Regions from separate parts of the Mus musculus genome. Here all the other regions are linked to region 3. A link is a loop called in an ENCODE intact Hi-C map of the cell type or tissue named here. Cell type or tissue: left cerebral cortex. All regions are shown on one strand.

What was found. Hi-C counts contacts between places; a loop is a spot of excess contacts. Peaks named below come from ENCODE experiments on the same cell type or tissue, not always from the same donor. Only the 100,000 strongest peaks of a DNase experiment are listed, where the experiment ranks them.
Region 1: a loop joins it to region 3, with 7 times the contacts of the local background. A loop is called at or near these places in 4 of 42 quality-filtered maps.
Region 2: a loop joins it to region 3, with 2.8 times the contacts of the local background. A loop is called at or near these places in 2 of 42 quality-filtered maps.

Annotation. Positions count from the first base shown.
Region 1 is chr11:69,262,978-69,270,977 of GRCm38, forward strand. No RefSeq gene overlaps it. Among named protein-coding and RNA genes, the nearest start is that of Gm40039, 4.9 kb to the left of the region's middle. In left cerebral cortex, CTCF peaks have their summits at 3,463, 4,515 (motif pointing right) and 6,775 (motif pointing right); DNase peaks (open chromatin) are centred at 1,448, 3,100, 3,485, 4,572 and 3 more places; H3K27ac peaks cover 1,612 bases.
Region 2 is chr11:69,095,835-69,103,834 of GRCm38, forward strand. Per1 (period circadian clock 1) reads left to right here and starts at 3,115. Exons shown (of 23, transcript NM_011065.5): 1 at 3,115-3,174; 2 at 4,675-5,082; 3 at 5,171-5,269; 4 at 5,362-5,516; 5 at 5,617-5,738; 6 at 5,841-6,042; 7 at 6,153-6,204; 8 at 6,330-6,472; 9 at 6,840-6,918; 10 at 6,991-7,097; 11 at 7,270-7,423; 12 at 7,519-7,627; 13 at 7,715-7,846. The coding sequence starts at 4,808. In left cerebral cortex, a CTCF peak has its summit at 4,157 (motif pointing left); DNase peaks (open chromatin) are centred at 1,336, 1,857, 2,459, 3,040 and 2 more places; H3K4me3 peaks cover 5,812 bases; H3K27ac peaks cover 6,884 bases.
Region 3 is chr11:69,363,044-69,371,043 of GRCm38, forward strand. Chd3 (chromodomain helicase DNA binding protein 3) reads right to left here and starts at 6,383. Exons shown (of 40, transcript NM_146019.4): 1 at 6,093-6,383; 2 at 1,649-1,761; 3 at 930-1,100; 4 at 577-701. The coding sequence starts at 6,348. Gm32483 (a long non-coding RNA gene) reads left to right here and starts at 5,947. Exons shown (of 2, transcript XR_003949707.1): 1 at 5,947-6,035; 2 at 7,695-8,000. In left cerebral cortex, CTCF peaks have their summits at 158 (motif pointing left), 2,032 and 3,414 (motif pointing right); DNase peaks (open chromatin) are centred at 1,116, 2,059, 3,560, 4,067 and 8 more places; H3K4me3 peaks cover 4,799 bases; H3K27ac peaks cover 6,780 bases.

The DNA of each region.
Region 1 (8,000 bases), 100 kb before region 3:
TCAAATCAATATACCAGGGAGAGGGAAATTCCTTCAAAAACAAACTTATTGAACATGTTTTATGCAGAGCACCTTGAAGTTGGTGGAGCAACAAGGATTCCCGTTGGTATTCCTGACTTTAAAGCGTATGGGCTGCAGTGCTGGCTCAGTGTGTAAAGGTGTCTGCTGTCACTTGCCGGCAAGCCTCAGGAACTGAGGTAGGTTCTTGGACCCCAAGTGGTGGATTGGACAGAAAGATCCATCTCCCATGAGCTGTCCTCTAACCTACACCACACACACACACACACACACTCACACACACACACACACATACACACACACATACACACACACATACACACACACACACATACACACACACATACACACACACACACATACACACACACACATACACACACATATACACACACACACATACACACACTATGGTACACACACACTCACACACATACACACACTATGGTACACACACACACATACACACACTATGGTACACACACACACTCACACACACATACACACATACATACACACACACATACACACACTATGGTACACACACACTCACACACACATACATACACACACACATACACACACTATGGTACACATACACACACTCACACACACATACACACATACACACACACACACACACACACACACACACACTATGGCACACACAAATAACCAAAATTTAATCATAAAACTTTATGATCTCACCAACACATGTCATTTGAGGAGAGGTTGTTGTTGAGACAGTCTTTAGGTCTAGACAAGTCTGGTCTGTAACTCACTATGTAGCCTAGGCTAGTCTCAAATGTATGACCCTCCTGCACCGGCCTAGGGAGTTCTGGGATTCAAGACAAGTGTCTATGCCTGGCCTATTTCCCAATGACTGAGTAACGCATCTTTGATACACACACCACACACTTTCTCTTTCCCATGCTTTTCCAAGTCTGCCTAAGTTCCTCTGATATCTGGATTCAGACATATTGCGTTCGCTGATACTGTAGCGCTGTCAGATCGGCAGCTGTAACTCAGACTGGCCCAAACACAGCCTCGGAACAGTAAGATTCGTCCCAAAGATGGTCACTTTATCAATTACAGAAAACCACCACCTAGAGATTATATACTTAGTTTGTTTCTTTTGCTTTGCATTTCCATAGACACCCAAAGAACTAGCTACCAGGGAGTCTGAGCCAGCATTTCTAAACCACATCTGTCACCTTTGCCTTGGGTTGCAGATCACAGTGGTCATGTCTCAGTTTGCTTTGTATAGTACTTTGATAAACACTGTACCCAAGAGCAACTTGGGGAGGGAAGGGTTTATGTCAGCTTACATTTGTAGTCCATCATGCATGGAAGTCAGGCAAAAACCTGGAGGCAGGAGCTGAAGCAGACACTGCCGAGAGGGAACTCTGTAAACTGGCTTGCTCTCATGGCTTGCTCAGCCTGCTTTCTCATACCACACAGGACCACTTGCTCAGGGATGACCCCGCCCACAGTGAGCTGGGGCCTCCCATATCAATCATTCATGCCCTGTGAACAAGCCTGCAGGCCATCTGACAGGGGCATTTTCTCAGCTGGGGTTCTCCTCCCCCAGATGACTCTAGCTTGTGTCAAGTAGGTAAAATTAGCAAGACCAGGAGACTGGGCTGAGGTGTATCATCTGTTTCATCTTTCATCTTTCCCAAACCCCATGTTTTCCTGAGTTCGTATGGCTTGCCTAACTATAAAACTAATTTTAAAAATCTATATGGTTTGAATTTGAAAGTTTGATTCCAGCTCACATTTTGGACCCCTGCTTACCTGTTGGTGGTAATGTTTTTGAAGGCTGTAGACCAACTTTAGGAGGTAGGACCTAGATGTAGGTCACTGAAGGTGGGTTTTGGGGGGAGAAGGAGTATTAAGATAGGATCTCTACACAGCCCTGGCTGTCTTGGAACTTACTCTGTAGACCAGGCTTGTCTCGAACTCACAGACATCCATCCACTTGTCTCTGCCTCCCAAGTGCTGGAGGTCCCAAAGTCCTGTGCCACTGTGCTTGGCAGGAGTGGACTTTTGAAACAAACACCAGCAACTCCTCAAAAACTTGGTTAGTTACATAAAATGCAGAATTCTCCATCATGCGGCCAGTCTGTTCCTCTTGCCTTCTGCCTTACACCTGAGTGGATGAACTGACCCCCTTGGCTCCACAAAACTTCTGAGTCTGACTAGGAAGTGGGAGAATAGCTCTTGTGTTCCATCACTGTAGTGCACGGTCATTTAACAAGGGCCACTCTCAGCCAGGCGTGGTGGCGCACGCCTTTAATCCCAGCACTCAGGAGGCAGAGGCAGGCGGATTTCTGAGTTCGAGGCCAGCCTGGTCTACAAAGTGAGTTCCAGGGCAGCCAGGGCTATACAGAGAAACCCTGTCTCGAAAGAACCAAAAAAAAAAAAAAAAAAAAAAAGAAAAGAAAGAAAGAAAAGAAAACAAAAACAAACCAAGGGCCACTCTCTGAAGATGGCAGGACCAAATCTAGTGCAGAAAAGACCTCTTGTAGCTGTAGTCTAGAGACGCTGCAGCTCTGATTGGCTGTTACTCCATCCAGAAAAGAGGTCGGTTTCCTCACGTGATGAAGCCTGACCCCGTCACGTGATGAAGCCGGACCCTGGCTCCAGGCGTTATCCTCACCCTGTGTACTGTGGGTCCTCTGGTAAGTGAGTCTGTGTGTTCTTTTCTCGAGTCTTACTCTTGGGAACTATGTGAAAAATAAATAATTTTAATAACCACAGAACTAGGCTGGCTCAGTGGTTAAGAGCGCTGGCTGTTCTTCCAGAGGACCAGGATTCTATTCCTAATATCCACGTGGTGGCTTACAACCATCTGTAACTCCAGTTCCAGGGAATCTGACATCTTCTTCTGGTCTCCCTGGGCATCAAGCACTTGTGTGGTGCACAGATACACATATAGGCAAAGAACACATACATAATTTTTAAAATGTTAAATACAGAACTATGGGCTGCGATGTGTCTGCGGCAGAGCCTAGTATCACCCCAGGTTCCATCCTAGACCCCAAAACAAATCCTCTTGCTAAGGCCACTTCCATAATGTGTTGAGTTCTATGCCTCCAGCTGTGGGGGAGGGGTTTCCAGAAATGCTCTCTGCCTTGTAATTCCCTAGTGTTTTCCCAATTCCCAGAGGGCAAGTTCAACCCCACTATCTGCAGACCATCTCTCTGTCTTGGGAAATTTTAAAAACTAAAAAAAAAAAAAAAAAAGATGTATATCTTTAAGAATCACATTGCTGTAAAAGGACGGCATGGAACAGCAATTCCTCCCCTGTCTTCTCTCTTTCCTCTTCCAGTAAAAGAGACATTTCCCCCAAGTGTGCGCTCTGCCCCGCCCCCTCCTTTCTGTTGAAGAGGCAGCGAGCAAGCGCATCCTCTCTCCTCCCGCACCTGCAGTACTCAGTAATGGCCGCCTAGGAACTCAAATCAGTACACAGACTTCTTCCTCCTCCCCCACCCCCACACTCTGTATTATATTTAGTCCACCATGTGACTTACACATAGGCAGTCTCCCAGGATCCGGCACTTGGGTTGTTTTCACTGTGGCTGTGAGCGTCTCAGAGGTTTTCTGTCATGCTGCATAGATAAGCGAGTACCTTACAGTGTGTGCTTGTGCTGTCAAGGGGGAAGTGCAAGGTTATCAGGTTCTCTCAAATGACCATCGGAGTATGATGTCCAACCTTGGATCTGGGGTTCTTTGCCAGTCTATTAAGTAGGGAAAAATGGCATTACTGGTTTTTATCTTACATTTCTCTCTGAGTTTGTATTTCACTTCTGTTCATGTGTTTAAAAGTTCTTTAGTATTTATCTCCTCCCTCACCGTGTGTGTGCATGTCTGTCTGTTTGTCTGTCTGTGTCTAGATCCCTTCTTCTACAGTGTGGGTCCTAGAGGTCCAATTCAAGTCATAGGGCATGTTCTTACCCACTGAGCTATCCCCCTGGCCATTATTATTTTTTAAAAAGATACTGTTTATTCAATGTATATGAGTACACTGCAGCTGTCTTCAGACACACCAGAAGAGGGCATCAGACCCCATTACAGATGGTGGTAAGCCACCATGTAGTTGCTGGGAGTTGAACTCAGGACCTCTGGAGAAGCAATCAGTGCTTTTAACCACTGAGCCACCTCTCCAGCACTATTACTATTATTATTAACAACAGGGTCTCTCTATGTTGCCTAAGCTAATCTTGAACTCACAAGAGTTCCTTCTGCCTCTGAATGCTGGATTAAAGGTGTGCACTGTCATGCCCAGCCTAAGGTTTTTGTCTATTGTACTAAATTTAGTCATTTTATTTAATTTCTGGGTTTTTTGTTTGTTTGGTTGGTTGGTTGGTTTTTGGGTTTTGGAGGTGTTTTTGTTTTTTGTTTTCTGTTGTTTGGCTTTGTTTTGTTTTTAATTTACAAACAACGTGCCCTTGTAAAGATCTGCGTGACCACTAGAGGGGGAAACGACTCCAAGTTTAACAGAGGCAGCACCTCCCAACCTCGACCTTTCTCATCAAGTGTTAAGACTTTTCTTCTAGCCTCACTGTGTGTGACTGGGCACAAAGGCTTCTGCCCATACGGATTGCACACACTGGTGCCACAGCTCCCTCCTGGGTCCTGATGACCCTTCCCATGCCCTGTGAATACCTGGTAACTGAGCCGTGTGGGTCCTTCCTTTGCGGTCTCTGTACTTGGCTTGGACCCTGGGTGGTCAGGTCCTTTAGGAGTCTCTTCCTCGACCGCTCCTGCCTCTCGCTCAGACTCAGGGACTCTGAAGTCCATCTCATCCCCAGGCAGCTATCGACCGCCTGTCATGTCTGCTGCTTAAGCCACCGTTAGCCGGCTTCCTACACTTGACCTCTAATTGAATTTCCTTGGAAACTCAGTGACAAGATTGATTCCGCCTAATTGAGTCAGAGATGGACTCTGGGTGCCATTCATACTGTCCGTGTCTGCCTGGGGCTCTCTGGGCTGAGGCCCCCAGACTCTCACCATCTTCATCTCAGTAAGGAACCTTTTACTTTAAAGGATCCTGCGGCTCTTTTTGGGGGGAGGCAGGGATAGGGAGGCAGGCCTCAGTGATCAGAGGACAGGAGATGCTTGTTTCTAAATTTGCTTTGTGTTCTTGTTCAGGTGCAATTCTGAGGGAAACAAAACAACCCCAGACCAGAGCGGAAGTCCTGGCTTGCTCAAAAGCAAGTTCAGAGATGAGTACAATGTACAATGTCGTCTGGCTTCTAGGAAGTCGGCGACTTAAACTTTTCTTCTTCTCCTTCAGTGTTCCTGGTATGACTCAGTAACGCAAAGGCAAGTGAGGGAAATGTGGGGGCTGCTGGGCTGTCGATCGCACGGCACTAAGTTCCAGGTAGACAGCAGAGAGACGCTCTGGGTGCCGATGTGTGGTAGGGTGGTCACAGACTTTAACTACATATCCCGAAAAGCTAGAGAAAGAAGCGTGGGTTAACAACCGAGATCAAGAGCCCTTCCCCCACCCCTTGGGTTATTGGGATAAAGGTTAAAAATTGTCAGGAAAGAAAATGATGAAGTCTTTTACTGTGGGTCAAATCCTTGTCACAAGCACCCCGCACACATTCCCCCCCCCTTTCAAAAGATGAAATCTCTCTGGTGGGGTAAATGGGAGACCTTATTGATCGCTGTCAGACTTTTCCCAATGCCCTGCTGAAGCAGCAGCTGCCAAGGCCAAAGCCAAGCACCGATCCCAGGACCCACAGAGAGGAAGGCTGGAGCAGGAACCACAGAAGCCATCTCCTCAGTTCTTGAGTCCGCTGATACCGCGAGTGCTATCGCCACTTCTGCTGAAGGACCTGCGGCCATTTCCAGAGGCAGTGGGAGCTGACAATCAAGTCGCCTGAGTTATTTATCCTGCTGTGGCCACGGCAATCACTGACAGTGTTAAAAGCCCTTGTAGCTACCTGAGGGAGATTCAAAGCTGGACAATGACACTGGGAGGAGACTTTAAACCTGTTGCAGACATCCCACAGACACTTCCTTTCCATTGAGGGGAGCTAACATGGCTGTCTTGCCTACCACTCTAAGACTGGAGACTTTTGGGAGCCTCTGTCTACGCTGTGCCAGCTTCAGAGGACCCTCAGAGGACCAGATCCACTGCATCTTCAGATAGCCCCTCCTACAGGTGACAACCCAGTGAGGAAGAAGCCCCCATGACAGCTAGTAAAAGCACTGGCAGATGAAGGATGCTTCTCTAGCAGCCTGGGAGCCCTCCCTTCTATAAACTACCTAATTTCATCACAGAAGGGTTTTTCTAGTCATCTTTTGTCTTTATCACAGGTAGAACAGGTCAAACTAGTTGCATGAAGTACAGGCGATTCCTGGGGCGGCTAGTTCCAAGCACACTAGCACCCCGCCCCCAGAGGGGTACAGAAGAGCCCAGGCAAGAGCTGTGAGCAGAGACTTCCAAAAACAAGAGACTCCCGAAGACCAGAGGTAAGCCCTTGCCCCGGAAGCACTCATGGGTCCTGACAGCCATCAAGATGCTATCCAAAGCTGCAACACCAAGGACTGAGGGCCTAACAGAGCTAGAGTTACAGCACTGGCGAGCACGGAGCTGTAGCTCGATGAGAAAGGTGTTCTTAAACCCTCGGCATCTCCTTATAGATGCCGGCAGAACAGCTCCACAATTAAATGAAAGCAATCCTCTCCAAAGACAGTGACCATCTCACAGAGTAAAGAGAAACACTTCAGACACCTAGAACACCAGGGGGCGTATGTGAGGCGTTGGTTTCCTTTACCTGATACATCAGTCCTTCCGCAGACCAGTGTCCTCTGACTCAGTCCAGTTTTATCTGCAGATGGCATCAGATCCCGCAGGCGACTGACCCACCATACAGCATAGCTGAGCCTTCAGATTCACTGCCTGTAAATCCCCGAGAAGAAACGCTTACATAGAGAGAGAGACCCACTCACCGCAGAATCACAAGCAATGAGGATATCATGTGGTTTAAGATAAAGCAAAGTCTAACTACAGCAATCTGGAAGCCAGAAGGTGTGATTGATTAGCTAAGGATCCCATGCCTGAATCATGGTAACTGATTTAATATCATATACCAGGATCTGGGCATTTGTTTCATTCCCTAAATTTAAAATGACTTCCTATACCTCCCAGGCAGCTAGTTAGCTGGTTTAGGGCATCATCAAAGAAAATGAAGACGCTGAGTGTGATGGCACATGCCTGGGGCTCTAATACTGGAGATGGTCACACAGGCATCACAAATTTGAGGGCAGCCCACACTTCCTGAAGAGATTCTGTCAGAGGAAGAAGTGGAGGAGAAGGAGAGGAGGAGGAGGAGACAAAAAAAAAGTAAAGAGATAAAAGAACAGTAGAAAGTGGGGCTGGCTAACTCCATGCCAACCAGAAAACAACAGAGGAAGGGGAGGGCAATACCCCAGCTAGACACTATGTGCTAGCAAGGAAAGTCTCCATTACCAGGAGTGTTTACTTGTTTTTGACTTGTTGGCTAATGGGATCGCACAGACCTTCAAGAATCACAAACTATCACCAACCCTCTCATTTACCCCCCCCAAATATGACAGTAAGACCCTAATGATCAAATACACTGTATGAAATCTTTTTTTAAAAAAAATGTAAGAGTTGGAGAGTAGTTGGCTTAGTAGTTAAGAGCACGTGTAGGACCTGTGTTTAATTCCCAGCACCTACATGGTGTCTCACAACCATCTGTTAACTCCAGTTACAGGGAATCTCAGGTACACACACGGTACACATACATGCATGCAGGTAAGCACTCATACATTTAAAAAGGTATTTATGGGACTTAGCAATAAAATCATGGTGTTTTCCTAAAGGATAAAGAAAGAGGGATATCAATGGCAGACGCTCCGTCCGAGCTCACTGGTGCTGCACCTTGGTTCTCTGAGCATCCCCTAACACTTGTAAAACATGACAGCTTGCTTTCTTCCTT
Region 2 (8,000 bases), 270 kb before region 3:
CTGTACACCGTTTCGTCTACTCTTCTTAAGCTGCTAGAGGTGGAGTTACCAAAGGACTGCTCTGGTGTCTAGACGTTCGGTCGGGCAGAGGTGAGGGAGGAGAGGGAGGAAGTGAGATTCTTAGGAAAGCAGTGTGCCTGCAGGCTTCTCGAGTGATCTCGGGTTTTGAGCATAGAAACGAACCATGATGGTGCGCACGGAGCACAAACAATGCCTTGAGATCAGGCTAAGGGGAGAGAAGGAGACGGAATTGGATATAGCCTGTATTCTAGGCACCAAGCTTAGAAACAGGGGAATACTCCCCCCGCAGTCCTACGGTGCTGGAATGCAGTGTAGAGGTTTGGTAACACTTTACAGGGTCCCTAAGCCAGCAGGACAAGCCATCATTAGGGCTTGAACCTTGGGCTCCATTATTAGGAAGCTGAGAATGAAGCAGACAATTAAGGCAAGTTTAGTAACTACCTACTAAGTCTTAGTTTTTCCTTATGACATCAGGGTGATACTTACCTTCAGTTGTTTGGGGGCTTACATGAGAACAATATGTGTAAAGTTCTTAGCACAGCGCTTGGATCATTTACAAACACAAACTATAAGGTAACAAAAGAATAGCGATAGAGTTGGGGATTTATGTGCATGCTGTGGCCAGAGAGCAATCTCCATCTTCTGTTTTTCTGCAAGTTTTGATGACTCCTCTTTTCCCTCTCCCTGATTTTTTTTTTTTTTTTTTTTTTTTTTTTGGGCTTCGGGCACCAGCCCAAATTCCATCATTCCTCCCTGTATTCCTCTCCCAAGATCTGGGCCCCAGACTGAGGCAATTTGCTGTGTCCCAGTTTGACTTCATCTTAAATCCATTCTCTCTGACCACCCCCCCCCCCCCCACCTATTCTGTGCTGTAATAGTAACTAGAAAGTCTGCCTCTAAAGAGGGGCCCCAGGGAAGGAGCAAAGGTGCGTTCTCTCTCAGAACCTAGGCCTCCAATTTACCCGCCCTAGCTCTTTGGTACCTGGCCAGCAACCGTGTACAGTCTGGTGACGGGGAAAAGCCAATGCCAGGAGTTTTAAGACCCAGCTGAGGGAGGGTAAAAGTAGGTCCCGCAAAGAGAACCAGGCATGGGGGCGGGGGAGGGGGACCCCCTTCCTCCTAACTGTCTCTCCAGGAATTTTTGGCTTTTGTACAGGACCGCTGTCGTTGGGTTGGGGGAGGCGCCAAGGCTGTGTGCATGTCCTGGGCCATCAGCCAAGAGAACACGATGTTCCCTAGTGCGCTGGCCGCCGCCCTCTGGGGCTGGCCGCCTCCCAAACCGCTGCCTCTCCAGCCTCCCTGCCCCACATTCCCCAGCTGCCTCGCCCCGCCTCCTGCCTCCGCTTTGACGTCACCTCCCTCTCCTGCCCCCGCTTCTCCATTGACGGCAGCAGAGCCTGGTTACTGTGGGGGACTGATGAGGCCCGACAGCCTGGGCCTTGGGATCAGGTTGGGGCTGTTTGGAGTGCTGAAACCTTTTGTCTGTGTAAATGACAGATAGGGAAGTGGGCGAGCAATGGCTGCTTGGGTCAGAGGAATCACACCTAAATCCTTGAGAGCTGTGGAAAGAGAAAGGGGTCTGGAAAAAAAAAAAAGGACAGCACACGGTCACAACGCAGTACGAGGGGGCAGGAGAGCAGCATCATTTTCAGGAGGAGGAAGCTGAGCACTCAGCCTCCCGTGTCTTTTGTTTTCTGTGTTTCCCTGCTTCTGTTTTTCTGGGTTATTTTATAACAGGTCTGTGTCCCAGCATTTCTATAGAACCTTGTCTCGCCCGCCTCCTCTAAGGGAAACACCATTGTTAAGGAAAGCTTTAGCCACGTGACAGTGAGGGGCGTGCACTTAACAGCTGATTATGTCAGCCGCTGCGTGTTGGCCTCTTCACTTGCCACCTACGTTTGCAGGGAAGCCTGAGAACTACTCAGCCCAGGCCTAGGGAAGGGGACTCTGTCACTGTAGCTCTCCTGGACCCAGACTGGCATGTTGTCCCCCCCTCCCCAAAATCGAGTCTCTATTCTCTTTTTATGAATCAATGCTCTACTTTTCTTTTGAAAACATAATTTGTTGCCTCCTCTCCTGAGGCTCTCTCTCCCCTACCTATCCTTAATAGAAACAGAGCCATCCTGTTTACCGAGCATCTACTGTCAGTCCTGACGCTGAGACGTACTTACCTTACTGCTGAGAATACAGTAAATGAGACAGATGGGCTTGCTGCTGGGTTCATGAACCTTGGCTTTTGTATTCTAAGCAGCAGGAATAAAAAGCCCAATAAAAAGCCCTTGCCACCCAGCCACCCATCCTTTTTCTGCCTACTGCTGCAACTGCCCTCTCTGCTGCCCCTTTTGTAGTACTGGCTTCCTGGTCCCCACTTTTGGGGCAGCCCTAAATGTGGGTGGCTGCATCCTCTGCAGAGGCAGCACTAGTCACCAAGTAGGCTTCCTGGAGACCTTTTCTCTGATTGGCTAGTGAAGCACCTGCTTTTGTTTCCTTTCACAGTAGCCATTGGCTTTCCCTGTCCTTTCCGTTTGTCCGTATCCTTCCATCACCCACTCACCCCTTAACGACACGTGGGCCCTCAATTGCCCTTCTCTCAGGATCTGAAGGGTCAGAGGAAAGGGTTGGATTCTTTATAACAAGGCTGGGGAGAGGCCAGGGAATGTCAGTCTAGGTTTTTCTCTCTCCCACTTCCCTTGGGTAGCAGACATTTCATTCACCCGGCACCAGGACAGGTGTCTTGTTCTGCCAAGCTGGTCAGTTTAGGAAGTAGGTTTCTCTTGAGCACTTCCTGTGGCCCAGGTATCCTCCCTGAAAAGGGGTAGTTTCCCTCCCTCACTTCCCTTTCATTATTGACGGTGTGAGACATCCTGATCGCATTGGCTGACTGAGCGGTGTCTGAGGCCCTTCAGCCCAGCACCAGCACCCAAGTCCACGTGCAGGGATGTGTGTGACACAGCCCTGACCTCAGTGGGGGCCAGTAGCCAATCAGATGCCAGGAAGAGATCCTTAGCCAACCGGGGGCGGGGCCTGCGGCTCTTCGGGCAGAAGGCCAATGAGGGGCAGGGCCTGGCATTATGCAACCCGCCTCCCAGCCTCGCGGAGCTTCTGGGTTGCGGGCCGAAACGGCAAGCGGATGGAGGGCGCTCGAACGGCCAGGTAGGGATCCCTGCTGCAATCCTAGGGTTAGTCTTTGTCCCGGAGCTTGGCCGCCACTACTTCCAACGTGATGGGTCGCTTTCAGCTCTCAGAGAGCAAAACAATAATCTGCCTTTCCTGTCACTATCCACCCTTCCCCGCCCCTGGGCCCTAGGTGTTCAACTCAACCCGTCACGGGTTGTCTGCGTTTGTTATTCGTTCACCTAATCTCCTCCTCTGCTCCTCCAGAGCAGCCATCCTGAACCTAAGAGACCTTTAGCGAACACGACCCCTTTACACATTGCTCGACACTCGGGAGTCCATGGGTTTGCCCTAGCCCAAAGACCCCCTTCAGGCTTCTGCGCTCCCTGTCTTCCTCCCTCCAATTCCTGGCCTCGTGCCGGTCGTGATGTCAACCGCTTCAGGCTGGAACATCCTGTTCTCAGCGCTAGTTCTTGCTGTTGGCCACAGCCTTCCTTCCCTTTTCTCCTGGCGCTCAGAAAATACTTGGGATGGGGGTGTGGTTAGACAGGGAGTAGAGGAAAAACTATATATGCTGGTTGTTGTGTGTCCCCTATCTATGTGGTAGTAGGGTTAACTAGAAAAGTAAGGGACGAAGGAAGATGCCTGAGTCGTTGCCTATGGCAAGTGGTAACTCCAGTCCTGGTGTTTGGGAGTGGGCAGGGGCTTGAGAAAGAAAAGCAGTGTCTTGATCAGAATAATGTTCGAGGCAAGAGCGAGGATGGGGGCGTTTCCACAAAGAGCAGAGGCCGAGTGGGGAAGCTAGGACTTGCTCCTGGAGTTCCTCTAGTTTGTTACTCTTCACATGGCTCCTAGGCTCTTTGGGCCCTGGGAATTTGTTATGGTGGGTGTTCTTCTCCTCCCCGCTGCCCTGAACCTTGTTAGCCAGTATGAGGGTGTGTTGGCCAGTATAGGACTGGGTCTGTTTCCCACTTCCACGAAGATGGGGATTGGGGGAGGAGTCGTTCCTGCCCTCCTGTGGTCCCTCCAGCAACCGCTGAGCTCAGCGGCTGACGTCGGTTTCCCTGGCGACCGCGGCTGTGGCGGAAGCGCGTGGTGGGGCCAGGCACATCGGCGCGCATGTGCAGCGGGGGTGGCACCGCCCCCGGATAAAATTAGCCCGGAAGCCTAAATATAGGAGGCGATCAGCTCACCCCCTGCTCCGAGGCCTCAGAGTCCCAGACCAGGTGGGGACCTGATGAGAATTTGGGCATAGGAAACCTGCAAGCTTTGACCCTCAGCTACTGTTCTAGTCGATTGTTCAGGCTGTACTCATTCCACACTGGCAAGGGGTGTAAGAGATGGCCTACGAGAGCTGCCTTTCTACCTGTGGTATCCTTAGGTCCCCCTAAGGAAATAGAACATATTTCTATTGCAAGCCCCAGGCCTGAGTCACAACAGTGAGGGGCAGGCAGAGGAAGGACTGGGTGTAGCCAGCAGATGCTGTGGGGTTAATAGCTCAGCTTTTGCTAAACATTCCTTTTTGGTTTCTTTTTCTAGGTGTCGTGATTAAATTAGTCAGCCCTCAGAGACAGGCGTCCTACCTCCTTTATCCAGACCTCAAAAGCCCCGTTGTGCACCCGTGGTGGCTTCTTCACCTTCCCTGTTTCGTCCTCCACTGTATGGCCCAGACATGAGTGGTCCCCTAGAAGGGGCCGATGGGGGAGGAGACCCCAGGCCCGGAGAACCTTTTTGTCCTGGAGGAGTCCCATCCCCTGGGGCCCCGCAGCACCGGCCTTGTCCAGGCCCCAGCCTGGCTGATGACACTGATGCAAACAGCAATGGCTCAAGTGGCAATGAGTCCAACGGACCCGAGTCCAGGGGCGCATCTCAGCGGAGTTCTCATAGTTCCTCTTCTGGCAATGGCAAGGACTCAGCTCTGCTGGAGACCACTGAGAGCAGCAAGAGGTGTGTACGAGTGTATGTGTGTGTATGATGGCATGATGCTGCTGACCACGTGGCCCTCCCTCACCTTAGCCTGTTCCTTCTTTTCTAGTACAAACTCACAGAGCCCATCCCCACCCAGCAGCTCCATTGCCTACAGCCTCCTGAGTGCGAGCTCAGAGCAGGACAACCCATCTACCAGTGGCTGCAGGTGTGTAGGCTGAGGGCTGAGGGAGATGCCTGGGGGCCGGGCCAGACTTCGGGGCTAATATCTTTACCCCTTCATTCCTGTGGGTCCTGCAGCAGTGAACAGTCAGCTCGAGCCAGGACCCAGAAAGAACTCATGACTGCACTTCGGGAGCTCAAACTTCGACTGCCACCAGAGCGTCGGGGCAAGGGCCGCTCTGGGACCTTGGCCACACTGCAGTACGCTCTGGCCTGTGTCAAGCAGGTTCAGGGTGAGTGAGTTGTGCTTCCTGGCAGGGTCTGGCCAGGACTTGGACTACTGTAGGGGCCTTTCTCCTAACTGAATATGGCTTGGATTCCCTTCTCCTACAGCTAACCAGGAATATTACCAGCAGTGGAGTCTGGAGGAGGGTGAGCCTTGTGCCATGGACATGTCTACTTACACCCTGGAGGAATTGGAGCATATCACATCCGAATACACACTTCGAAACCAGGTCAGTTACAGCTTGGGTCCTCAGTTCTAACCCCCCTCCCCGCCCCCCCACCCCCCATTCCTACAGCTCCTAAGTCTTCCCCCGGTCTTGGTCTCATTCTAGGACACCTTCTCTGTGGCTGTGTCCTTCCTGACAGGCCGGATTGTCTATATTTCGGAGCAGGCAGGTGTCCTGCTGCGTTGCAAACGGGATGTGTTTCGGGGTGCCCGCTTCTCAGAGCTCCTGGCTCCCCAGGATGTGGGTGTCTTCTATGGCTCTACTACACCATCTCGACTGCCCACCTGGGGCACTGGCACCTCTGCAGGTATAGTGCCCTCGTCCCTGTGGAGAGGACTGGAAGCTCTCATGTTGTGGGCTCTTCTTGGCTCAGGACAGAGATGGCGCTCTGGTCACTTCCATTCCCTTCTGCTTTAGGTTCAGGTCTCAAGGACTTCACCCAGGAAAAGTCTGTCTTCTGCCGAATCAGGTAAGGAGGGGGTGTAGGAGCAGGCCTCTCTCCTACTCGTCCCTGCTATCTGTAATGTGGTCTGTGAGAAGGGGGTGGGGCAGCTTTCCCCTGGAAACCTCTAATATTCGTCTCTCCCTTGCCAGAGGAGGTCCTGACCGGGATCCAGGGCCTCGGTACCAGCCATTCCGCCTAACCCCATATGTGACCAAGATTCGGGTCTCAGATGGAGCCCCTGCACAGCCGTGCTGCCTACTCATTGCCGAGCGCATCCACTCTGGTTATGAAGGTGGATAGGCTAGGGCCTGGGCCTGGGGGCTGATGGGAGGAAGGGTTCCCTCTAGGATGGGGTGAAGGTCAAGATGAGAGTTTGGGAGGCACTAGCTGAGTCCTTAGGGTTAGAAAAGTATTATAAGGCAGAGGGCTCAGACCCTGCTCCGAGGTAGGGTTGGATGAGGTCCCTGAGCTGTGACAAGTGAGAAAGTGACTCTCAGTGTCATCTCTGGTGTGAGTCACCAGATGACTCAGTCTCTGTGGGCCATAAAGCCAGGTCTGAGCTGGGAGGGAGAGTGCCAGGCAACCAGACTGGAGGCAGAGAGGAGGGAGGGCGGAGGAGCTGGACATCACGGGTGCGACCTATGTGTTCTCTGCCGCAGCTCCCCGGATCCCTCCTGACAAGAGGATCTTCACCACCCGACACACACCAAGCTGCCTCTTCCAGGATGTAGATGAAAGGTAAGGCAAAGACTTGGATGAGGGTGGGTAGCCAGGGCCAAGGCCTAGGTCTGACATTTGCTCCAATTTCAGGGCTGCCCCACTGCTGGGTTACCTTCCCCAGGATCTCCTGGGGGCTCCAGTACTTCTCTTTCTACATCCTGAGGACCGACCCCTCATGCTGGCCATTCATAAGAAGAGTGAGTTCTCCTGGTCCTGCTCGCCCTTCCAGCCCGTCCCCAGGACTCCTTAACTGTTGTTGTGATGGTGTCTCTCGATGCCGTGGTCTCTTGGATATCTCTGTGTATGTCTTTCTCTGCTTTATTCGGCTCTCCCATTCACTGATACCCACTTTCTTTCCTGCGCCCACAGTACTGCAGCTGGCAGGCCAGCCCTTTGACCATTCCCCTATTCGCTTCTGTGCTCGGAACGGGGAATATGTCACCATGGACACCAGCTGGGCCGGTTTTGTGCACCCCTGGAGCCGCAAGGTGGCTTTCGTGTTGGGTCGCCATAAAGTGCGCACGTAAGGGAACTGTGTCTCCACGCTGGTGTTGGGGTGGGTGGTATGGACATGGCATGGGTAGGGAAAGGACTGAGTTCTCCTTTACAACCCCACAGGGCACCCCTGAATGAGGACGTCTTCACTCCCCCAGCCCCCAGCCCAGCTCCGTCCCTGGACTCTGATATCCAGGAGCTCTCAGAGCAGATCCATCGATTGCTGCTGCAGGTAAGAGTTGAGGAGGGCTCAGGAGTGAAGCGGTCAGTCAGGAAGAGGCTGTAGAAACTAACCAATCCATCCTTCTCCTTTCTGTAGCCTGTGCACAGCTCCAGCCCCACGGGGCTCTGTGGAGTTGGCCCTCTGATGTCCCCTGGTCCTCTACACAGCCCTGGCTCCTCCAGTGATAGCAATGGGGGGGACGCTGAGGGGCCTGGGCCTCCTGCTCCAGTGAGTAACGGCTTCCACGGCGCCTTTCCTGTTGTCCATTCCATTGTGCATCATCATTGCCAGTCCCTCGTGCTACTCCCACCCAGCCTCCTTGGTCTTCCTGACCCCCGGGCTCCTGGCACTGCCACCCCAATGCTGCCCAGTGTTCTACTGT
Region 3 (8,000 bases):
TTAAGAAAGGGTCCTGGGGCTGGAGAGGTGGCTCAGAAGTTAAGAGCATTGGCTGCTCTTCCAGAGGTCTTGAGTTCAATTCCCAGCACCCACATGGTAGCTCATCTATAATGTAACCTGATGCCCTCTTCTGGCACGCAGGTGTACATGCAGATAGAGCACCTCATGTACATAAAACAAATAAATAAATCATTAGAAAGAAGACTTGAAAACTCTTGGCCAATAATGGCACCTGGGTCTAGTCTAGAAAAGTTACAGAGAGGGAAAACAACAGAGCTGGCAGAGGAGAAGATTCAATCCTTCCTGTCCTCACTGCCCTCTAGTTCTAGAACCTTCTCTAATCTAGTACTAGACTCATGACCTCTGTCCCCACAACCTTAGAGAAAGACAGACACTTAGCTAGGATTGGTTGACCCCAGACCAAGAGTAGACTGAAATATGTTTAAAATTATTTCTGCACATGCCATGAATTTCTCTAGGACACATTTTCTTAGATTTTAAACAGATTCCAGAGAGGCCTGGCCCATCCCCTAATAACGAAGTATTTGTCTGAAAGGCCTCCTGGTTCTGTCATACCTCATGAACTGACTGAAAGCTTTGTAATTGGTAAGTGTGTGGTAGTCCTCCTCGGAGAACACGTGTTCCACATCCTCTAAGCCCCAGGTCAGAAGCAAGGTTGCGGATGACTTCTGCTCCACCTGCTGAGTGGGGGACAGGATGGTAAGATGGGGTTACCCTGGCTCCTCTCCCAGCATCCTTTAATACCTCTGTTAGTGTCCACCAGTCTCCTGCTCCCCTGTGTAGTCCAGTCCCCATCCCCTACAAAGTCCAGCTCTGGTGGCATCCCTCCATCCCTTACAAAGCCCAGCTCTGGCAATGTCCCTCCATCCCTGTGCCACTCTCTGTGCTCACTCCCTAACTCTACTCACCTTGTGTCCCCCATCCCCTTCTCCCCTTTTCCTCCTTTTTGTTTTTTTCTCTTTTTTTTCTCGGTGCTTCCTTCTTCGTTTCCGACCTGGTCCAGTTCCATACTCGCTGCCTCCACTCTCTGACTTCTCCCGGTACTCATCTCGCTCTGAGCCAAATTCCTCTTCACTGTCCTAAGGAAGAGAAATAAAAATAACATTTATTCATTCTCACCACGTGCCAAGAACTGTTCTTACTGCGAAACATATTTTATCTCTTTCCATCTTCACAACTACTCCATGGACCAGCAATTGATCTCTATTTGTTCACTTTTTTCAGAGGAAACCGAGGCACAGGGAGTCAAATAAACTGTCCAGGAAGGCAGAGGATTTCTAGGCTCTGAACTCACACCCGCTTCCTCTAAGACTGTAGTTTTCTTTTTCCCTCTGTATTGGGAATTAAATCCAGGGCTCAAACACGCAAGGCTCTGAGCTCCTCCCTCAGTAGACAGTGTGCCCTCAGTTCTTTCTCTCAGATGGCGAGGGAGTTACACTGACAACTGGACTCTGTACCAGGCTAGAGAAAGTGGGGTTAGGGTTCCAAGTCCAAGAGAGGCAGAGGAGACACATGAGAGAGGGGGTAAAGTCTCTTGACCCTAGGAACCCCTCTGCCCACGTAGCCAGGAACAGAGAAAATGTCATCTCTGGGAAAGGGCCCCTGAGCCTTGCTGGGGGACACTCACGAGCTTCTTCCGTTTCCTAGGTTTGCCTGGCTTGTTTTCCTTCTGCTTCTTAGGGCCTCGTTTTCGCTTCTTCACACCCAACGCTGAAGGCAGCAGCCGAATATCATCTTTATCTTTAGAGAAAAAAAAGTACCAAAAAATCTAAACTTGGAGCGTCCTTCGTTGTCCCCTTCTTACTGCCACCGTGGCACTCTCTAGGAACCAAGGCAATAACTCCTCTAAATGTCGCTGCCCCTCAACGGATGCAAACAGTGTTTCTAGTACTCTGGGATCCTCTGGTTCTGAATGGAGGTCAAGGGTCAGAAAGGAGGAGCAGCCAAGCCACTCCCTCTTCTCCCCTCCTGCTAACAAGGGACCAGACTGTAGGCCACCGGCGCAGACTGTGGCAGGTCCTTTCAGTACTCGCCAGGGCTCCTCCTGCCTTCCCCCTCACTTTGCCAGCTGGCAGCTTGCCCAGGAACCGGGGAAGCCATGCCCAGCTGCTGGCCTGGCCTGACCCCAGCACTTGGAGTAGGGAGACACAAGCTGGCAGCTCCCTAAGCCAGATGCTGAGGAGTGAGAGCCAGAGGTGGACACCTGGGCTCTCACACTAACACCCTGGGGCCCTGACATCCTTTTTGCCAAGAGGGAGGCCTGCCTCTATTTACATTTTCTTGGATAATCACACCAGCACAGCACTGGAGCAGAAGAAATTCTGTCATCCTCTCTTCCCCACAGGACCAGTATCTGCCTCCAACACATCCTAACTCAGCAAAAGCAGTCAACGCAATTCCCTAAACAGTCCTCCTCCCGGACGACTGGAGCCTACCTGCCTGCCTCCACATCTACTCCTGGAGGCTGCACCTCTATCCCACGCCTTACCTTTCACCTCTAAATCTGTCCCAGACATGCTGACACATCTATATACACACATTGCAGGGACACAAACAAGGACAGAAACACAGACACACCTAACATGTGCAGTCTCAGATTCACACACACACACACACACACACACCTGTACCTGCTTCAGCACAGCTATGGCCCTGCCTCTCTCCCCAGAGGGCGGGCCCAGGACAGGTTCTTCCCTGATATCCCACCACCCCATTCTCCCTGACCCCTGCCAGTCTGCTTAAGGTTTGGGGATCAGAGTTGTTTCTCAAAGATTAAGCCCTAATGCCACATAGAAACGGCCGTGGCTTACCTACCACCCCCACCAGTCACTAGACTAACCAGCCAGACCTGTCTTGTCCAAGTAGAGGCAGCTGCAGCCAGAGGGGAAAGCCAGGGCTTGGCCCAGCCTCTTGCCCTAGGACACACAATATTCCTTCCCTCAACAGCCAAGGGAAAATTAGCCACAATTAACACCCCAGGCCTGGGATTCCGACCTGATGCTACCTCTCCTTCTACCTCCACAATCCCGGGTCCCTGTGAGGAAAGACACTCTCGGATGGCGGGCGGTGGACGGCGTGTGGGCATGCAAAGGGGGCTGCCTGCCCAGAGGCAGTGTGTGAAAACCGATCCAGGGCTGTAATAGGAAGTCAGACGTCAGGCCCAGCAGCTGGCTCCCCTTAACTCTAGGGACTTGGGTTAACACGAACATGGAAACGACGACCGCGGGGCAAGTGGCAAGGGCAGGCCAGGCTATGCCAACTGGCTAAGGATCAGGGAAGTGGGCCGCCTGGGTCACCCTGGGTGTGTGGGGCGAGGAAGCCCGTGAACTCTACTTCCCACCCAGCCCGGCAGGAGGTTCTCAGTTTTAGGCCGACGTCGGTGGCCAGCAGAGGGAAAGAATGGCGAGGAGAGGCAAGGAAGGGTAATAAAGCAAATCTAAGCCCCAACCTCTGTCTCAGCAGCCTCTCAAAGCTGGCCGCGAGCCCAGACTCTCCCACTTCCCGGCTCAGATCTCGGGAAGGTGGGGAGGGCGAGGGCGGAGTCTGGCAGTAGGGCTGTGGGAGGAGCCTGGGCAAGAGCCTTGCTCCCGCCCCTCTCTCCTAATCTCGCCATCAATCTCTCACACTTATATTTATTTTTTTCTCAAATTCCCCTCCCTCCCCCACAACGAACCTCCATAATAGGTCTACTGCACATGCGTACTGAATGCAGGAGGTGGGTTTGTATTTTCAGACCTTTTGCAAAGAAACTACCAGAATTTTCCGCACCACCCACAATCATTTCCCCACCCCCATCCCCACCCCCCAAGGAATCACATCTATATATTATGTTATATTATTTCTCTAGACTTGCCAGAAGGGGGAGGGAGAAGAAATGAGGTTTTTTTCTTTAGCTTCCTGCTCCCTTCCCCCACCAACACGAATGCTATTATTTTAAACGTTCAACAATGTAAGGAGACTGGCGCGATGGGGGAAGGGATAAAAATTGGTCTTGGGTAAGAATGTAAAACAAAAATGGTGAGAATCAAAGCAGTCGCACTGAAAAACAATGGAAGGCTCTCACGAGTACAAATTCATATTCCAGAAAGAGACGAGGGCGGGCAGCCTGAACAGAGCTCCTTAAGAGGAGACTTATTTTTCCCCACACTGAGGTAGACGGATAATGAGTACGCTAAAAATATTTTCCGAAAGTTTTACCTCAGAAAGTCATCTGAGGGGGTGTATCTGGGTCATTTTGACTTGGAGGGCTGGAAGGGGGATGAAATTGCCCAGGGAGACAGAGGAGGTGAGATTTCATTTCAAACATAAAAATTCAAAAGCTTTTGACGCTTCTCAAGGATTCAAAAGCAAGGGGGGAGGGAGGACGCCACACAAAGACCCATCTCGACCTTAGGCTCGTTCATTCTCCTCTCTTACAGGCATCCAGTGCCGGGGATCAAAACCAGATCCGGAGTTCAGAACAGTTAGGCGAGAGTTACCGACGCCCTAACTCACCTGACAAGCCCCTCTCCCCTCTTTTTCACACCTTGCCGCAGGCAGCCCTGCGGGCAGCCCTCTCTCTCCTCAGGATCTTTAATTCTTCCCCCACTCCAAGGGAATCCTGAGGGCTCGCTGGAATAACTTTTTTCTAAACTTTTCCTCTTTTACAGGTAAACCTGACGAGGTTAGGGGTGAGGCTTTACCCAATACGCATTAAACACATTATTTTTAACACCCCCCACCCCCGGAAAAGCTGTCTCAACACGTGCGACAAAAAGTCACAGTGGTCAGTAAGACAGTTTTACAAATAACGTTTTAAAGTTTGGTGTGTGTGTGCTGCTCTGCCGCCAGAGACTTGGGGGTGTGGATGTCCCCAATCAGAGGTTGGCGACACCTATCCTAAAGAAGCTAGAAATCACTCTCCACTTGGAGGGTGGTCTGAGAGTTGCGCCACTGATCCAGAGAAGGGTCTGTCCCAAGCACAGCTGGACGTCCTACGCCAGTGGCAGGTGACTTGTCATCTCGGAGAAGGGTGCTGAGTGATGATGGTCAGGACAGAGCAGCTGGGTGGGCAGTTCACGCCCCCCAACGTGGTCAGGGTGTGTGGGTGGTTTCATCAAGAGAGTGACAGTGAATGGCAGCCACGTGAGAGTCACAGCTGGGCAGTTCGGCCACCCCAGACTGACGGGGTCACGAGGGGGGGATGGGGGCTGCACTTGACACAAAAGAGCCCGGGGCAGAGATGACGAGGGTGGGGCCGGGGGCATCTGGCTCCCCAGACATTCTCCTGTCTCTCTTCAAATCTGAGGTGACCCGAGACCTCGGCGGCCAGCTAGGGGGGAGTGGACGGTATGTCCAAGTCTTACTCCAGGAAGTGGTCTGCGTGGAGTGTGGCCACCACCTGCCTCTGGTCATCAGCCGCTACAAACATTCGCACGCCCCCTCCCACGCGTGCCACCGCACACCCCTAAGTTGGCGGGCACCGAAGTCCCTGCAGGTGGAGGGGCTGGTCCGCGGGCCACTGTCCCACCTCTGCTTGCCCAAGTCCCCAGCGGAGGGCGTCGGGTGGCAGTCAGCTCCACACCCCGAACCCACTCGGCTTCAGTCCGACCCCACCGGGGCCCGGCCCAAGGGGCGCTCACGCGGCCGCCCCTCCCCCACGCGCCCCTCCCCCCACGCCGCCGTCCGGTCGCCGGGGTCTCCGCGGTCCCTCGCTCGGCCTGGGAGGGGGGCCCTGGCTTCGCTACGGCCGTTTCCTGCCTACCCCCTCCCCGCCGAGGGTGAAAAAAATAAATCTCCTCCCCCGAAAGCCGCGACCAAGTGGCCCGGTCCGCGCGCGCAGCTCGCTCCCTGCGCTCTCCAGCCCGGGCGCGGCGGCGGCGGCGGCGGCGGCGGTGGCGGCGGCCGCGGTAGCGGCGGAGGAGGGGTGCGGCGGGGGAGGGGAGGAGGCCTGGCCCCAAGGCCGCCGCCGCCCGGACTGCCGGGCCCGTCTAGACCCGCCAGGCGCCCGGGACTCTCCTCGGCTCGGCCGAACCGTAGGTGCCGGGCCCCGCGGCTCCGCTCGGGCCCCGGGGAGTCGGACGGACGCTTACCTGGTGGCGGGGGCGGCGGCAGCGGCGGCGGCGGCGGCGGGAAGAGGTGGCAGCTGGGGGGGCTGTGGCGGTCGCGGCTCCGGTCGTGGCCCGGCCCGCGCCCGAGTACTCCCTCTTCGTCCTCCTCCTCATCGTCCTCGTCGGCCGCCTCCACCTCCTCCTCCTCCTCGTCGCCCTCTTCTTCCTCCTCTTCTTCCTCCTCCGACACCACCATCTCCTCCTCCTCCTCCTCCTCGTCCCTCAGAGGGGAAGCCATCCTGTGGCTCTGGCCCCCCCACCACCCCCCCACCCACCGCCCGCCCGCCTCCCCCACCGCTACCACCACCACCTCCTCCTCCTCCTCCTCCTCCTCCTCCTCCTCCTCGGCGGCGGCGTCCTCCTCCTCCTCCTCCTCACCGCCTCCCCCAGCCCCCCAAACCCCCGGGCCACCCCCCTCCAGAACACCCACCCCCGGGGCCGGCGTCTGAGGAGGGGGGCCGCACCACCCCCAAAAATGTTCTTGGAAAAATTTAAGGACTTTTTCCCCCTTCTGTCTTTCCTCCCAAGAGAACAAGAAAGGGAGATCGTTTAAAAAAAAAAAATTATATATATGTATATAAAAGTTTTCGACTTCTCTCTACCCCCCTCGGTTGCTTTAAATATATTTAAATTCTGAGGGGGGCGCTCAGAAATATTTCTCAGAGCTGAGGCACTAAGATGGCCGCCTTGAAATTATTTTTAAAACAACCCCCCCTCCAGCACTGCCACCCCCCTCTATAAAGAAAGAGAGAGGGGGGTAAAATCCCCTTTTAAAACAAAATGGCTGGCTTAATATTTCATTTTTCATACACCCCCATTCTCCCTGTTACATCCAATCTCCAAGCTTCTACTCAGAAACCCACAAATTTCTCCCTTTTTTCATAACTGATTAGTGCACAGATTAATACATTTTCCTTGTGTATTGAGAGAGAGAGAGAGAGAGAGAGAGAGAGAGAGTGTGTGTGTGTGTGTGTGTGTGTGTGTGTGTTGGGGGGCATGAAGGATTTCTGCATAAAACAAAAATGGCTGCTGTGACTTAACTCCCCCCCTTATAAAAATATTTGGGGGGGTATTAATCAGTACTCATGCTCAGTCTGACATCAGCATAAATTGTTAAAGGTTAACTAGTTAGATACTAGTCCAACTAGATTGAATTTTTCTTTTCTTTACTAGTCTTCTTCCTCCCCCCACCTCCCTTCTCTAAAGAAAAGCTTTTTTTTTTTTTTTCTGAATACTTCAGAAGGGAGTGGTTTGATGTGAAGGTTTTTTTTTTTTTTCCTTCAGGCATTGAAAAGGAAAAAGATGAAATATATGTTTATATATAACTCTCTACATACCTCATTGAAGTCAAAATGCATTTAATTGTGTACGTAGCTTTTAAATGAGAAATGGTACTGGCTTTTTTTTTTTTTCTCCTTAAAAAAAAAGTGACAGAAATCCTAGTGACTTTGGGGGGAGAGATATGAATAGATGATTGAGTTTTTTTTCCAAGGAGTCCATGTTTGATTCTCTCCTTTGCCCAGCCCTCAGTGTTCTGTGAATGTTGTCAATTTTATCTCTACTCTTTCCCTTCCTCTCCTCCAGTGGCTTGCTTGTAAAATCGTCTGACTTGAGAAATTAATTTGGTGGTGACTAGGTCAGATTTTTAGGAGAAAGAGGAGAGGGTCGGATCTGAAGATTGTGAAATTCTTTTCTCCTGTGTCATCGAACGCCTCTTCCTCCATGACCTTCGACACTGATAAAGTAGAAGAAACTGAGGCACGGGGAGAGGAAAGCAACTGAGAAGAGAGGAACGAGGTAGGGCGAACACTCAGGCCTTTTCACTGAACCGGCTGACCTGTCCTTTCAGACTGGATCCCAGTGTTTATCTTAAAGTTGTAGCAGGGATCA